Linked DNA regions of Homo sapiens: region 1 is linked to region 2. A link is a loop called in an ENCODE intact Hi-C map of the cell type or tissue named here. Cell type or tissue: ascending aorta. All regions are shown on one strand. Each heading gives the region's core, and the rest is flanking DNA. Links, peaks and the distances in the headings are about the cores only.

Evidence for each region. A loop is a pair of places that touch in the nucleus more often than their neighbours do. Peaks named below come from ENCODE experiments on the same cell type or tissue, not always from the same donor. Only the 100,000 strongest peaks of a DNase experiment are listed, where the experiment ranks them.
Region 1: a loop joins it to region 2, with 6 times the contacts of the local background. A loop is called at or near these places in 31 of 110 quality-filtered maps.

What each region holds. Positions count from the first base shown.
Region 1 is chr21:37,671,884-37,680,517 of GRCh38, reverse strand. The region is part of intron 3 of KCNJ6 (potassium inwardly rectifying channel subfamily J member 6); the gene reads left to right. The region is part of intron 1 of KCNJ6-AS1 (KCNJ6 antisense RNA 1); the gene reads right to left. Among named protein-coding and RNA genes, the nearest start is that of KCNJ6-AS1, 160 kb to the right of the region's middle. RefSeq lists an enhancer at 4,564-5,463. In ascending aorta, for the core only: a CTCF peak has its summit at 5,122 (motif pointing left); a DNase peak (open chromatin) is centred at 5,117; H3K4me3 peaks cover 523 bases.
Region 2 is chr21:38,352,873-38,361,506 of GRCh38, reverse strand. LOC107985513 (a long non-coding RNA gene) reads right to left here. Exons shown (of 2, transcript XR_001755040.2): 2 at 5,573-7,449. Among named protein-coding and RNA genes, the nearest start is that of LINC01423, 11 kb to the right of the region's middle. In ascending aorta, for the core only: a CTCF peak has its summit at 5,294 (motif pointing right); a DNase peak (open chromatin) is centred at 5,296; H3K4me3 peaks cover 520 bases; H3K27ac peaks cover 3,035 bases.

The DNA.
Region 1 (8,634 bases), core at 520-8,519, 680 kb after region 2:
GGAAGTATCTAGAAGGTTGTTTAACCAAATATCTGGGTGCCCCATGCCCAGTCGAGTTGATATATAAAATTAACCGTCATAGTCTGGATACCCAGGAATTTGACAGCAGCCACGTGCAGCCGAGAGTTCGTTGGTCAACTGTTCTGTGAGCTCGAGGAGTGAAGATCCTTGGATACTGGCTCAGTCTCAGGGAGGGCTGGGGGAGAAACATAATGCTGGGTCTTGCCCAACATTTCACTCTGAATTGTCTCGAGAGGGCTTTCTTCCTCAGGAATTTCTGCACTGAGATGGAACTTTACAACCTTTTTTCACTCCAAAAGGTAAAAAATGAGTAAATAATATAGTTGAAAACAAGCTGTTGTTCATATATACTCCTAGCCAGTAGAGGAAACCAGTTGAGAGAGAATGAGTGGGATCTATAAATCTCACTTTTGTATCAGAGAGACAGGAAAAAAGGCATGATTTGCTCTATGCCATTGATATACATACAAATATCTGGCTCTTGTCAAATAAGAATTTTAATTAAAATGGTCACAATGGTATCCAGCCCTTCTGCTGACATAGGGAATCCCTGAGCACCAGTGACCATGGATACTCTCAGTTGTTTCAAAAATGAATAACGAAGATGTTTGGTAAAGCTCTTCCAGGTTAATGTTGAAGATTTTTCCAACCATGTCTAGAAAGGCGACAGTATGTGATACACCAATTCATACAAAAGGTGGCCCTGAGGATTTAGAGAGATAAACAGAGTGCCAGGCTGAGTGTAATCCCTACCATACAGAAGGCCCCCTCGGTGAAGGTCAGTCAAACTTCCACTGGCCAATGAACACACTAACCCTTGGGCTGAGCTTGGATTGACAGTACATGACAAATGGTTAAGACTAGTGTTGATTTCCACCTTTCCTTCATTCAGCAAGCACTCTATTTCTTCCCTGTTCTTTCTGTGTTTGCCTGAGATCATGCAATTATCAATAACAGTAGTTATAACTAACATTCATTGAGTATTTACTGCATGCCAGCCCTGTTCTAAGTGTTTCACACGTATTAACTCACAAAATCCTTACTGCTCCTCTATAATGTAGATTCTGTTATTACCACCCTAATTATATGAGTAAGGAAACAGAGGCACAGGAGAGTGAATTAACTTGTCCAAGGGCACATAGCTTTTGTATTAGTTATCTCTTGCTGTACAATTTACCCCAAAACTTAGTGGCTGAAAACAACCAACACTTATTGTCTCACAGCTTCTGTAGATCTAGAATTCAGGAGCTACTTAGCTGAGTACTTATGAGGTTGCAATCAAGATGTTGGCTGGGGCTGCAGTCATCTGAAGGCTTGACTGGGGCTGGAGGATCCACTTCCAAGATGATACACTAATATGGCTGTTGACAGGAGGCCTCAGTTCCTTGCTACGTGGACATCTCTATAAGTTGCTTGGTGTCCTCACAACATGATAGCTAATTTTCCCCAAAGCAAACAATTCCAGAGAGAAAGAGAAAACCCACAGCACCCTTTAGACTTAGTCTCTAAAGTTACACACCATCACTTCCACTTTATTTAACAGAAATGAGTTACTAAATCCAGCCAACATGTAAGGGGAAGGAACGTAGGCTCCATCTCTTGAAGAGGGAGCATCAAATATTTTGTGCCTGTGTTTTAAACCATGTAAGCAGTAGAGCTGGGATTTGGCCCCCTCAGACTGGCTCCAACAGCTACATGCTTCACCACTACAGTAGGTGCTCCCTGAGTTTACGTGGGTCTCTCAGCCACATGTACAAAGCTCTGTAGTCTTTTCTATTTATTTATCCACCCATCTATCCATTCATTCATCTACCTGTCCATTCATCCATCTGTCCACCCATCCAGTCATCCATCCATCCACCCACCCATACATTCATCAATCCATTCATCAATGGGTTATTGCTCAGTGCAGGTAGTCCTCTCCTCCAGGCTCCTTCCCTCAGAGCTGCAGGTCCAGGCACCACTGCCTATCATGGAGGCTTTCTGGGTATTTCTGGGAATTATGCAAGAAGCCTATGACCCCAGAAAAGAGTTTTCAAACCAATCAGTTAAGACACTTAGGAGAGCATCCCCACCTCTCTATACAATCCCAGAAGTTTCTCTCTAAAACAGCACCGACCATAACATTCATGGATAACTCCTATTGTCTACAGGATTACAGGATAACATGCAAATTCCTTGGACATCATTGAAGTCCTTTTACAATGCTACCTTACCTGACCAGTATCATCTCATGTCCCCATCTTCACTTCAGCAGCCCAACGAATCACTCACTAGCTGTCGCTTCTAGATAATTACTGACCCCACTGCCCTGCATTTATCCTTCAAGGCTCTCCTAATAGGTCCCATCCTCTTTGAAATCTTCTCTGACACCACCACCCGCCAAGTTAGCCGGCTTCTGTTTGGCCCCATAGGGCCTTTGTGCATAACACTCAAATGCATTTAACACTTTGTTTTGTGAATTTCTAGCCTTCCACTAGAGAAATATCTCTGTGACAGTAAGAACTTTTGTAGGGCTAGGCAAAGAGCAGCAATTCCAAATGCTTGCCTTTGCCAATGAATGAATTAATGGATGGATGAATGGATTGTTGGCTGGCTGTATGAATGAGTGAACAGAAGGGTGTGTTGATGAATGGGTTGATGAATGGGTGAATGAGTGAACTGATGGATGACTGAAATGACTGGATGGGTGGGTGGATAGGTGGGTGGATGGATGGATGGATGGACAAATGGTTTGGTGTGTGGGTGGGTATATGGGTGAGGAAGTGGATGGATGGATGGATTGAATGAATGGATAAATGGATGGAGAGAAACAGTTTCTGATCTCTTGGAGCTTATGCAATAGTCAAACAAAAATAATTTTAACACATACTTTGAAGAAATTTGCTAAAGAAAAATGTTATGGAAAACAGCCCCATCATGATGAACTCATATGAAACATAAAGCATAAATTTCAAATACAAACAACAACAAAAAGGGAGGAAGAAGAAAGAAAGGGAAAGGAGAAGAAAGGAAAGGTCAAATAAAAGCACTCGTTAGTATTTCTGCAAACCCAAGGATTTGGTACTCCTGGCAAAGCAGGGCTATTTGGAGGTGTTTTTATTGGTTTTCCCCAAAAAACTGAAAATAAATTCTTTTGGCCAAGTTGATCTCTGGATGGAACACAGGGAGCTGCACATATGTGGCAGGATCAGAGCAGGTGAGGGCTGCCTACCAGGAACTGAGCTGTTGCCATGGAAAAGCCATCTCCCAGGCTGTGTACCGGAGTCCTCTCCCTCCCCATCCCCAGGCTGTCACACTGCAGCAGACTAGCTGGAGCTTGTCTCAAGCCACAGGAGGGACCAGTCCTGCAGTCCAAGGCCAGCAGAGTGGTGGGCACTGCCAGCATCGTGGCACCTGGGGAGAGGAACTGGAACCAATTATCGATTTCTGCCACTGGACAGTTAGACTCCTGAGTGCAACGTCAGCCTGACCAGGAGCCCTCTTCCTAGTCAACTGGGACCAGCACTGTAGTCACTCCTAATAAGGTCTCAGGTCCCAATGGGGACTGGTGGAGGTGGGGAAGGGGACATAGAGCTATTGGCACTAGAAATCTCCACCAGTGCCTGCAGAGCCTGCTGCTTTCTCTCGTGGTTCCTCAACCTCAGCACTATTGGCATTTGGAGCCAGGTCACTCTCTGTTGCAGGGGCCATCCTGCGCCTTGCAAGCTGTGTGCAGCATTCCTGGCCTCTACCTCTAAGTGCCAGTAGCACCCCCTCCAGTTTGACAATCAAAAATGTCTCCAGACATGGCTGCTGTCCCCACTTGGGCCAACACAACCCTGCTGAGAACACAGCTCTGGCTGGTGCCTTGCTTTCCCCTGGTTTTGCTCATCCACTTGCTACCTCCCCAAGCTGGCCCTGTGCACAGCCAGAAGTGGATGGAGTTTGTCTTTGAGCACAGCCCCCAGGCCAATGCCAGCTGCCCTGCACCTCATACGCCCACCCACAGGCCTCAGCACTCCCTGGTGTCCCTTCCACAAGGCACTGGGCTGTCCACTTCATTGCTTCACCCAACATAGATCCATCAGGTGCCTGGTGTTGGCTGGCGGCAGAGTTCAGTGGTGAGCAAAGTGCAGGGCCTCCCTCCTGCACTAATAGATGGAGCTTAGGGCCTACCTGGCCTGCCCGGCCTGTCCTACCATGTGCTTCTGGAGGTCACGGGACTCACACCTGGCCCATGCCAGGACCACCTCCTGGAGAAAGGACCCCTGTACCCTTCCTCTCCACCGCTGACCCAAAGGTCAGTCCCCAAGCCACAGACTTGCCACCTCCCTTTCTGCACTCAGACGTGCCCTGTGCCAAAGGTCAGTCCCCACGCCATGGGCCTGCCCATCTCCCTTTCCGCACTCAGCCCTGCCCTCCGCCAGCACTCCTGCAGTTCTGTGGTGCCCACGAATCTCCCACGGACCCTGTTAAAATGCAGGCTCAGATTCAGGAGGTCTGGGTTCTGCATTTGCAACCTGCTGGCAAGGGTGCAGGTATTGCTGGTCCAGAGCTCACATGAGGACAGAGGAGCCAAGCCACAGTTAGAGAAGCTGACAAGCGCAGCAGGGTCGGCGCACCCCACCCCCACCCCCACCCCCACCCCCGCTATTGACATGGGTTGGGGTCAGGGGTCTGGCTTGCCGTTAAGGTAACTCTAGCATAGGAATTTGGGAGTCAATGTAACAGTGATGGACTGTTTAGGGGTGGACCTCCAAATTCTTCTTTTGGTGTAAGAGTCTATAAGAGCCTGCTTGCTGGTTTGAAATTGCTTCCAGGAGCAGCGAAAGCCCCTAGTGACTACCTGCGGAGTCCGAATCAGGAGGTCAGCCCTTTTATGGCCACACGGCCTCTCCTGGGGCCGGAGAATTCCGCTCAGGGCAGGGCGATGCGGCGGCGCCCAGGGACTGGGTGTCATCGCAGCAGCTCCTCCCAGGGGTGCTGGGGACCGAGGGGCAGAGGCGCAGCCCGAGGGTCCCCGCGATGACAGTGGTGCTCATCCCCAGCGCGGTCAGCGCACCAGAAACCCGCACCGTACCTGCAGCCCTGAAAGACGCAGCGAGCGCGTGCGCCACCTAGCGGTGCGTCGGCTGCCCAGCCCGGCGCAGTTTCTTAAAGCCAATGCAGCCACTCGCGGAAAAATCCCCGCCAACTTGATTCCTTCCTCTCTGAGGTCTCATCTGTGTGGCCTTTACATCTCTGAGACGCAGCCATCATATTAACTCCAGATCCTTAAAGGAAAGACTTTTGGTTTTGCACAGGCCAGTAGTTCAAAACGGAGCCCCTGCTACATTGCCAGACGCTGGGAATATCACATTAAATAAAAGAAAGCTCATGGCTCAAGGGCCCAGTCCAAAGGAGACACTTAGAAAGTGGTGCGAAGGGTGTCGATTGAGTCAAACCCGGAGCAGCAGAGGAGCTCCGAGCAGGACTGCATGAGTCCACCTGGAAGGCTTGGGGACAGGGGCAGTGCAGGGTGGGCTGTCTGGGAAAAGCAGCCCTTACCTCTCCTTAGCCACCCTAAGTGAGTAAGTTGTCCAGATTTCTTTCATTCAATCATTCATTCATTATTCATTCATTCATTTATTCATTCGTCGTTTATTGCCCTCATGCTATGCGCTCTGCAGTGTTCTAGGTAGTCAGGACACAGCATGAGTAAACCAAGCTTACATCCAAGTGAGCAGAGAAAGACTAAACCAGAAAGTAAGCCTGTCGGAGTGAGACGTGCAGAAAGGAAAGGAATCACGGCTCTGGAGGGGGTGAAGTACGTGAGGTATAGGGGAGTCAGGGAAGCTGTCCCTGCAGAGCTAATACTAGATCCATCCTGGGTGAGAGGAGGTGTGAGCCCTGTGGGTATCAGGGAGAGAGTGTTCCAAGCAGAGAGGACCTGCATGCAAAGGCCCTGTGGTGAAAGGAAGCTTGGAGAAGCATCAAGGAGGCCTGACTCGGCGGAGCCAGTGGGTGAGGAGGGGAGTGGGCAGAGAGGAGGCGAGTGAGGTCACAGGCACCAGGCCAGGGAGAGCTTTGTGTGGCTTTTGCTCTGAGAGGGGAGCCCTGGAGGGTGTCGAGCAAAGAGTGGCATGACATTACATGCATTTTGAAAGGATGGCTGTGGTTGGCGTGTGAGCTGTAGATGACCAACTGTCCTCATTTGCTTGGGACTGAGGGATTTCCGGGATGTGGGACATTCAATGCTAAATGTGGGTAAGTCCCAGGCAAACAGAGATTAGTTGGTCACACAATGTGCAGATAGCAGCCAGTAACTGGGGAAAGGTTTGCTGCAGTAACTCAGCTGAGAGCTGACATTGGGGACAGGTTGGGTTGAAGGTGAAAAAGATGCCGTTGAGTTCCGCAAACCATATCTGGGGCATATTTCAGGGATCTGAAGGTTCTCCCCTGGCCCCACACTCCAGAATAGCCTGTTTACACTGGCTAGAGGGCAGTTAGACTTCACATGGTTGGGATATGCTGTCATCACTAAGGGAAATCACAGGGCTCAAAGTCACAGCATGGAAGCAAACAGGTAAACCCTGAGGGAACAGCATCAGCTCTCCCTGCTCTTTGGCCATCTTCTCTCCCAAGGCTCCTCCAGGTGTCTCCGATGTGCAGCCAGGATGAGCCCCAATGAGAGCCCCTTCCCCTTCTTTCCTCCACTGGTTTGCCTGATCAACTCCTACTCATCCTTCAAAGCCCAGCACATCTTTTGTAAAGACTTCCCTGCTTCAGTCCTGCCTAGAGAATCCCTCCCTTCCCTGTCCCCCTCTAACTCTGAACACACCTCTAAAATTAAACATACCCATCTGTCTGCTGGTTATGCATGTCAGTGCCTGTGTCCTCATTTCTGTCTCATCCCTGTGTCCCTGTGTTGTGTCCTATCCACAACAGGTGTGTGATGAGTGAGTTGGACACAACACAGACACAAGTGAGCCCAGCCACTGGGCCAGGAAAAGTGCTGCTCTGAGATGCACCCTCATTTCTGAAGCTGAGAGACAAATCCTATCCCTGAGAAAAGGAAGCCTGGAGCCCCAGGAAGGAGGATGGATGAGCTCCAAGGAGCCGGCTCCTGGAAAGAAACAGGACTGGAAGAGGGGGAGGGGACAGGGGCAGCCCAGCCAAAGGAAGCTGCAGGACAGTCCAGCTGGAGATGGAAGCCTCCCAGTAATGGGACCACCCAGGAAAGCTGATGGACAACCACCCACTTCCCTAGCTCCAGCAGGCTGCCCCTGGGCCTATCGGCCATAGCCCTAGAGATGGTTCAGGTCCCAACCCTCTTCCTCCAGCCTCTGCTCCATTTCCACCACTCCTCTTTCCCTCATGCTGTCTTACCTGTCCCCGTCTCCTCTCAATTCTTCTTCTCCTCCTTTGTTTTCTCTCTCTCATTTTGCATTCAATAATGAATATTATTGCTCATTAAAAACGTTTTGAGAATAATGTAAAAAGGAGACTTTTATAGCATTTACCACACTTAAAAGAAAAATCTGGCCTGGACAATGTAGCAAGACTCTGTCTCTACAAAAAATAAAATAATTAACAGGGCACAGCAGCATGCACCTGTAGTCCCAGCTACTTGGGAGGCTGAGACAGGAGGACCACTTTAGCCCAGGAGTTCGAGGCTGCAGTAAGCTGTGATGGTACCACTGCACTCCCACCTTAGCCACATAGCCAGATCCTATCTCAAGAAAACAGAGAGAGAGAGAAGAAAGAAAGAGAAAGGAAGGGAAGGGAAGGGGAAGGGAGAAAAAGAGAAAGAGAGAAAAACCTACCATCTCCTTACATGTGTATTACATCTTTATTTCCTTTTTGATTAGGTAAAAAGTCCAAGTGAAACAACCATAGCTGATAAGTTTATACTAAGCTAAGGATATACCATGTATCTTGAACTTTAACATTTTCAAGTAAAAAGAGATGTCAGAGAACCCAAACTGACTTATGAAAAAAGAAAAAAAAATTGAGGATGTCTTAGCTCATACAACCAAAAACCCAGGGGGAGAGGACTTCCGATGCTGCCGGTTCCTAGGCGCTGAGATGACCCCCAGACCCAGCTCCTTTTCTCCAGGTCTCCTGCTTTCCCTTCCTTCTGCATCACCGTCATCCTTAGACTACTTCTTTCATGGTAGCAGAAGTGTCCACCACATTTCAGGCCCCAACTTCTCACAAGCAGAAGAGTCAGGATCTCTTCCAGAAGCTTCCACAGAAAAGAGAAGCTTCCTTCCTAGAAGCTAAAGCTATATTTCTTTGCATCTCATTGTCCTTAAGGAGGTCATATGCCATTTCCGACCCAATCACTGGGGACAAGCAGATGAGCTCTATGGACTTGCTTAAGCCAAGCAGGGATCACCCTTAAGAGATGGGGTCAATCCCTCCTAGACTACAGGTAGAGAATGGGTCAAGACACAATTCCCTCCAGAGCAATTAAGTAAAAAAAAGAAACAGAAAGTATTCCAATTGGAAAGAAGTAAAACTAGTTCTATTCAAAGATAACATGATCTTATACAGAGAAAACCCCAAAGAATCCACAAAAATACTACGAGAGCCAATAAACAAATTCAGAAAAGTTGTAGAGTACAAGATCAACACAAAAAAAAATGT
Region 2 (8,634 bases), core at 354-8,353:
GACTTGCTGTAGGGTGACCTGAGCAGCTCATAATTCTGCAGGCTGATAACTCTTAGAGTGCTGGAGGGAAGTGGAGCCAACAGCCATTAGGGAAGACTGGAGATCATGCTGGGGGAGCATGGTGAACTTGAGGGCAGGGAAGGTGGACATAGAGAGAGAAGAGCCCCAAACAAATCTTATGCCTTTCACAGTAAAATAAAACCTATGGTGACAAAAATCATCTCCTAAAAATTGGTACTGGGGCAAGGCTGGGCCACAAGAAATTGTAATTGGGGAAGATGGGTTACCTTTACGTCAGAAGTGGGGGAAAGTGACAAAGGGGTTGAGTTAGGAGAGGGAAAGGTTGTGTGTCATGGGTGCTAGAAATTTAAGTCGTGGGATTAATGAGAACAAACTGGTCCACAAACCGTGAGTCCAGAGAGGTGCTGCCAAGCAGAGGACAGTGACTGAGGGTGTGCATAATGACAGGGAAGGCTCCTGGATAGAGAAGGGCCACAGTGCTGGGCATGAGCCCAGGCAGGCTGGAGAGTTTGTCCTCTGCCCCCTTCTTGAAGGTGTCATGCTCTCTCACTGTATTAGTCCGTTTTCATGCTGCTGATAAAGACACCCAAGACTGGGTAATTTATAAAAGGAAAAGAGGTTTAATGGATTCACAGTTCCAAGTGGCTGGGGAGGCTTCACAATTATGATGGAAGGCAAAAGGCACATCTTACCTGGCAGCCAGCAAAGACAGAACGAGAGCCAAGCAAAAGGAGTTTCCCCTTATAAAACCAGTAGATCTCGCGAGACTTATTCACCACCACGAGAACTGCCCCCATGATTCAAGTATGTCCCACCTGCCCTCTCCCACAACATGTGGGAATTATGGGAGCTACAATTCAAGATGAGATTTTGGTGGGGACACAGCCAAACCATGTCACTCACCTTCCTTGTATTTGCACACAGGTTCTCTCTCCCTGACATGCACCTGCCTATGCCACCACCAGGTCAGTGCTCACTCGCCCTTTGAGATCTCCATTCTGCACATGCTGGAGTGCCCCAGGTCCTAAGAAGACACCTCTTTCTACACCCTCTCTCTGGTTGATCACGTATAGCCTCATGACTTTTCATACCATTTGCATATATTGAGTTTGCAAATGTGAGACGATGACTCCAAGTTGTACCTGTAGTTGACATTTTCCAGGAACTCCAGCCTCTACCTAGATGTCTAATGAGTATCTCGAACTTAACATATCCCTAAACCAAATCAAACTCTCCCTAATGCCATACATCAAACTCCAATTTGGGTAGCTCTGCTGTTCAGAAAACATTACAAAGTCAACTCACCTCACACCGTTCCAGCAGTGCCTCTGTAGTCTGGTACCCCAAGGGCCCCTGTGTCGGTCAGCACTCTCCACATCTCCAAGGCTTACGACGACAGCCATCTCATTCTCACTCCCACCTCTGTCATGGCTGTGTGCCACGGTGGCAGCCCTGCTCCATAGGCTTTCCCATTCTAGGACCTGGACTGGAGGGTACCCCCTGTTGGAAATGCCTCTTCTCAGAGCAGAGGGAAAAAAGCAAGAGCCAACCAGGCAATGGCCCTCAAAACTTCTGCTCAGATGTGGCCTTTGCTCATGTCCCTCGAGGCAAAGCAAGTCACATGGCCAAATGCGCAGTCAATAAGGTTGGAGGGGTACACTCTGTCCCTGGGAGAGGCAGGCAAGGCCCATGGTAAAGGCAGAGGATGCAGAATCCTGTGACGGCCAAGGAGCAACTCAATCTCCCATCAGTCCTAACTTGTCCCCCTACTTCTACTCTCTCCTCCCTCACCAATTCCATTCTCTACACATCAACTAGAATAATTAAATACATGATTTAAAAACTTCATCTGACCATATCACTCTTCCCTCAGACCCTCCAATGGTTTCAAGTCCACTTGGGGTAAGAGAAAAAGTTGTAATCCTCCTAGTGGCCAACAATGCCCTGCAGAACCTGACTGCACACCAGCCTCTGACGGGTTCTGAGACTCTGTAGCCTCCATGTCCTACCTCATCCACTCCACTCCCAGTACACCGACTGCCCTGCAGACCCGCAAAATCCACTCCTGTCCCAGCACCTTTGCACTTGCTGCTTTCCCTGTCTGGATACTCCACAGCTCACTCCCTCACCCATCACCACCTCAGCCCCACCCTGCTGAGACCTGCAACCCCACCTGGCCCCCAGTGTATCTCCTGCTTCCTCATTTCCTCCATGGCACCCAACCCACCACCACCTTCCCGTGCTTGCAGGTTCACTGCCTCACCAGAAGGAGAGTTCGTCTACAGGTCTGGTGGGGCAGCACTCAGTCTTGATTACATCTGCACCCTCAGAGCTCAGAGCAGGTCTTGCCGCACATCCCTCCCTTGGGTCTTCACTCTCCCATCCCCATGTGATTTGGGTTTCTCCAGGTCTTTGGATATCCCTTCATGCTGATTTCCAGTACACAATTCTCCTCTCACATTATGGTCCCCATCCATCACCTGTGGCTGTTGGCAGTGGCAGACGGAAGGTGTGGATGGCACTGGAGACCTCAGGGTAGCAAAGCCAGGGCAGAGAACAGCTCGAAGTGAGTTGTGGCTCAGCTCACAAAGGTTCTACAGGCCAGAGGCCTCTGCCAATGCCCTCCACACAAGAAGAGCAAACAGGGCAGCCTCAGGGTTATGCAAGAAGCAGGGACCTGGCTCTGCTACTCCAGTACCAGGACCATCCCCTCAAAACAGAGCACAGAGAAATTCCCCTGGGAGGACGTGGGCTGTGTAGATGCTGGCTGGACCCAGGCTCTGCTCAGGCCACAGCAATTTCTGTCCCCCTGCCTAGCACCAGGTGTGATCCACTTCTGAGAGGGCCATGGGAAGACAGTGGAGATGTGTCCCGGCCCTTGCTTTATTCTCTTTCTTAACCCTTTTTACATTCAATTTTTGAATGAATGACATGTTCTCATAATTCAAAAATTTGAAAATATGATATATTATCTCTTGCCTTCCCAGACCCCCTATAATGACTACTAGACCATTCTTTGTGTATCTTTTTAGAGTTTTTTAAATGTATATCCAAGAAAACATGAATATAAACTGCCTTTATTCACATTTTTTGTAATATAGAACGTGCACACTACCATTATGTCTTGCTTTTTCCACTTAATGCTATACATTGGAGACTTTCCACATCTGTTCATAGAAAGCTTCCTGATTCATTTTTCAGAGCTGCATAGTATTCCATTGCTGAATGAACTACATTTTATTTAATTTTCCCCCCATTGATGGACTTTCTGGTTGGCTCCAATCTTTTTATTATACAAATGATACTGCAACAAGGTACCATGGGCATATGTAAGAGAATTAGCAGAAGCCATAAGTGGTCCATTGGTCCATTGGTTCATATTTTTTAACAGGGAACAGTTAAAAAAATTTACTTACAAGTGATTTCCACCCTAAATGCATGTAAATCCTCCTCAGAGCTTCTAAAATCTACAGATGCTCAGACACACCTGAGATAGGGCCCAGGGATTGGTCCTTTTCAAAAGCTCTTCAGGGCATCTAATGCATGGCCGGGGCCAGGCACTGAGAGTGTGAGGAGGAACTGAATTTTAGGAGGAGAGGTGAGGCTGGAGAGAGAGGAAGGGGTTGGGGCTGTCTCTGCTGTGAGGCACTTTCGAAAGATAAGTGGGCAAAGAGTTTCTTTTTTAGTAAATTTAGCTGTGATGTGACAGGGTGCTTTCTCCCCACCTCCCTTCAAGTGGCAATTAATCAAGGCCTGCATTACTTGGTAAGGGGTGTGGACCTACTCTGAGGTCTTTCAGCTGTATAACTCTGTGGGACAGGCCTAAAGGGGCACCCATATTTATTTCCTCGGGTAAACACATGTTGTCGACTTATGGGGTCTCCACACAGGTGTGTGAGGCCTATGCTGTTAGAAGCTTTATTCTGTAGATGGAGATGCCAGGGCACAGAGGGTTTAAGTAGCCTGCCTAGGGTCACACAGCTCAGCAGTGCAAGACTGACATGCAGGCCTAAAAGGTGAGGTTTCCCGCCAGCTGATGTCCTTCCCTGTGACTATCAGGACTTGCAGACTTTGGGCACTTTGTAAGTGTCGTTTGTCTGTTGCCTTCATCTTTCTAAATCCTTTTCTATCCCTGGCCCCCTGGAACTTCTTTCACATCAGCTTTCCCGAGGGTAAACCATGTCTAGGGTGAAGTGTTTTCATGGCATCCTTTTCTTTTTCTGGGAAAGGTGCAGGGAGCACTTCAGGATGCACCGTCAAAACCCTCCCCCCGCCGCCATTCCACCAACCCCCACCAGGAAGGCCTCAGAAGCCTGGTGTGCAGCAGCCCCCGCTAGGAACACAGGAGGGTGCAACCCGAACCAGCGCCTCCCAGATAAGGGCCTGGCAGGCAGGGACTGGGCAAGTAACCATCCTACCTCATATAGAGGCATCCTGGGGGCTTCCATTGTTCGCTCTCCTGGGAACGCCCAGGGCTGCAGCCTTATCTGCTGCTGGCACAAGAGGCATCTTTTCTTATTGAATCGGGAACAGGATCTTGATAAGGCAGCCTTGGCCATCAGGGATCATCAGTTTTAACGTTCCTTTCTCACTCTGGAATAGAGCAAGATTTGTGGAGGCTGTGTGCTATGAGCAGGCAGGGAGGCTCAGCTTCCCCAACCCACCCAGGAGCCTGGAGAGAGGTCTCAAGACTGAGCCTGTGGGTGCACCCTTCCCTTGTTGAATATCACTGTATGTATGTGTGTGTGTGTGTGACCATGTGTCTGCCTGTCCGTGTGTGTGTGTATCTCTGGTGTGAGTCCCTGTGTGTAAATGTTTCTATGTGCATCTCTGTGTATGTGTTTGTGGCCCTGTGTCTGCCTGTCCGTGTGTGTCTGTGTATGTATCTCTGGTGTGTGTCCCTGTGTGTATATGTTTCTGTGTGTATCTCTGTGTATGTGTTTGTGGCCCTGTGTCTGCCTGTCCGTGTGTGTGTGTGTGTGTATCTCTGGTGTGTGTCCCTGTGTGTCTATGTTTCTATGTGCATCTCTGTGTATATGCTATTGTGTGTTTTGTGGGTTGCAGTCTCAGAGCTCTAATTCCTTTGAAACAGCCTTTCAATCCCTTTAGGTGGGGAAAAGTTTGGAGTTGTTAACCCCGTTTTACCGGAGAAGGTCCACTAAAGAAGAACCAACGTCAGAAGCTTTTCTAAAAAGACACCCTGAGCCCAAAGAGTTCCTGGCTCCAGAGGAACTCCCGCCCAGGAGGAGATGGGCACGAATCCCACGGCCCACGAGGTGGCGCTAGAGCCTCACGCACCTGCCCCTGCGGAGGGAGCACGGAGTCCGCACTCATTACCTCTCTGGTATTTTACTGCCAAGGCTGCGTTTATCACTCTAGAGTAACTCAGAGGCCAATTGTGGCACCGCACGGAACTCCCCAAGGGCCATAGCCTCGTTTTGTGGACGCTGAGACTCAGGACCTGCTAGGGTCTGGGCAAAGGGGGCTCAGTACATTGGTTGCGATGACCAAAAATAAGCAGAACCGTGATCACTTTGATGACAATATATTCTAGAGTTTCTTAAAAAGTATTTTTAATATTGTTTTGCTTTCCACAAGTTGGGTGCAGTACAATTGAAGAAGGGGATTCTGAGGCCTTTCATCTGTCAGAGTTAGCGTAGGGCTGGCTGTGGAGCTGGAAGTGGGGCATCTGTCACAGAACCCCCCGAAAGCTGTTGAGACTTGGGAAGAAGATTGGGACAAATGAGTTTCATGGGCTCCTGCTGCTGGCTGGAGCCTGTGTCCCCAGGTCCAGGCCTAAGGAGGAGAGGACTTCAGAACTGACCACCTTCAAGTCTCCTGCTGGCGGGAGCTTCCATGTCTCTCTCGGGGACCCAGTGTCCCCACAGGCTGGCCTGGCACAGGCCTCATGGCTGTGGGCTGGTGCTGGCACCCACTCCTGCCTGCCTCGCTCCTGCTTTTCACCTGTCCCCATGCCCATGAAAGGGTCAGCATCCACAGCTGCAGCCACCAAGCCCAACCTCTGGGACAAAGACGTGTCTTGGTTTTGGCCTTTGGGGCTGGGCAGCCCAGGTGTTGTCACTCAGACTGTTCAAGGACCTCTAGGGCTCCCCTTTCCCACTGTGGCCAAGAAGACCTACATTTCAGGGCCCAGCACAGCAGACACTTTCACCTTCTAAGCCTCTCATAACCAGCTTCAGCCAAAATGACCCCTGTCCACCCCAGCCTCCTCTTCTGCATTTTCCAACTTGCCTGGCATCTCCAGGACCCGGGAACCTTAGCACATCTCTACCTGCCTGCCTACAACGTCCCCAAGATGCGGGACAGTGGCCCCTTGCCACCCCTTAAATTCTCTCTTGCCCCCAAGGCACCTGGGACAAACCTTGTTCTTAAGAAGAGTAGAACAAATATTCATAAAATGAATTAATGTCCAAGCTCTTTCTTTCCCTATAGAGTCCTTGCTTCTCTGCCTCTCTCCCTTCTTCTCTCTCTCTTTCTGTCTCTGTCTGTTTCTCTCACCCTCCATCCTTATCTAAAGCTGGCAGAAAAAGAGACTTTATTTAAACCCAGGGGCAGGAACTTGATAAGGCAGCTTTAACCATCAAGGATCATTACTTTTAATATTTCTCCCACACTCCGCAGTAGATCTGAGCCAAAAGATGGAGAAAGGATTCCCCTGCTCTGGAATATGGGAAGATTTGGGGAAGCCAGTGTGCAGAGGACAGGCTTCCACCACGAACCTGGACAGGGCCTGGAAAGAGATCTTGGGACTAAATGTGTAGGTACACACTTCTCCTGTTAAATGCTTCTGGGAGAGTGTGTGTGTGTGTGTGTGTTTTGTTTGCTGCAATATCATATTGCAGTTCATATTGATGGGAGAAGTTTGCAGTTGGTCCCCCACTTAACTGGAGAGTGACCTCCAAAGAAGAGCCACTGTGAGAGACTTTGGAGCAGCAGATCTACAGATGGCCCTTGGGGTGTGGGGACACCACAGTTATTGAAACACAGAGCCTCCTGCAGACTGCACCGGCTGCGCCCTCCAGGGCCCAGGCTTGGTCCCTCTTCCCATGGTGCATGGGAATCTCTCCACACACAGGGCTGTGCTGCTCTACTGAGTCAGCGTAGAGTGCTTGATGGCACGAGGAGAGCGGGGCCGGCCAACGTCATTGGATGAAGGCTTCAGTCGTGTTTCCACAAAACATAGACGTGTTCTCCTTTGTCGATCCTCAGTAAGGGCACACCAATGTGATTTCTGTTATTAATATATGCTCTTCAGTTATTCACAAAAGGTGATGTGTCCCAGCACTATTACCATCTGTGAAGGCTTGTTTTGCTTTCTATCTCTTAATCAGATGTCCTCAAGTTCAAAGAAGCAGTTTATTATACATGTTTGGTCATTGATGCAACCACCGAAGACATCATTGCTTTCTAGTGAAGGGAAGCGTCATTCCTTTTTAGTGAAAAATCATTAAATTTGGAGTCAGAGTCCCCACCGCTCTCACTAAGAACCTGTTTCCATGTGTTTGTGTGTGAGACACTCATTGATTACTTCAGCTCCTTCTCAGATAGAGTTCAGAAAAGCACCTCAGATTTAATGAGGAAAATGCAGGCATATGAACTCCTAATGGAGTAAGGAGAAGATGAGAGACCATTGTGCTTCTCAGGTGACCAGAAACTCCTGTTATTTTAGTGTAATACTGTCAGCCTCCCATTTGTTCACTCCAAGATCATTTATTAAAGAAGATGGAGAAGGAAAGCAACTTGAGCTGAGCACTTTCAAGGGGGCGGGTGCTTGCTGCATGCAGGCTGGGGTCTGAGATGGATGGAGCTAGTCCCTGCCCCCTAGGAGCACAAAACTGAGTGCAGCAGCTCTAAAAATCAGGCCCCCAGACCACCTGCATCTGAATCACGGGGTTTGTGTGCTAACAATGTGCATTTGTGAGTGTGGCCTAGATTTATGCTGCCTTTACTGCCCATGCTACAGAAACACCGCCTGGTGGGTAACCTGGACAAGTCAAGTGAAATCCTAGCCCAGCGTCGTAAGTGGTGTGTAAGGGAACAGCCACTGAAAACCAAGATGATGGCAAACACTTGCTCATGATCTGTCACAGGCCTGCACCGAGTGCTGCAGGTGTGAACTCCTGTAATGCTGCAACAACCATTCTAGGTGGTGTCTGCTGTCAGCCTCATTTTGTGGGTGGGGAAACTGAGGCACAGAGAGGTCAAGTAACTTTCCAAGGTCACACAGTTGGAAGGCTGAGGGGATGCTAAACACAGTGGTCTAGCTTCAGAGTCCAGGATCTTGAGTGCTAGGCTACCCGGCCTCTGCTGGGGTGTTAGAAGGAAGACCCTCTGTGTTAGAAGGATAACTAACCACTTAGAAAATTCAGTCTTTGAAGGTTTGGCTTGAGTTGTAGATTTACAAACTGGGACTGAAATTTGGAAATACTGGACCCGATGAAATTAGAGAGAAAGAATGGTTTGATTGGAAGAGAGACAAACAAAGGTATGCAGGACCTTTATAAGGAAATAAGTAAGAATGTTTCCCTTGGAAGAAGCCCTGGGGTTCCAGTCTGAAACTACAGTTGAAAGAAGGAGAGGACCAGCTGAACC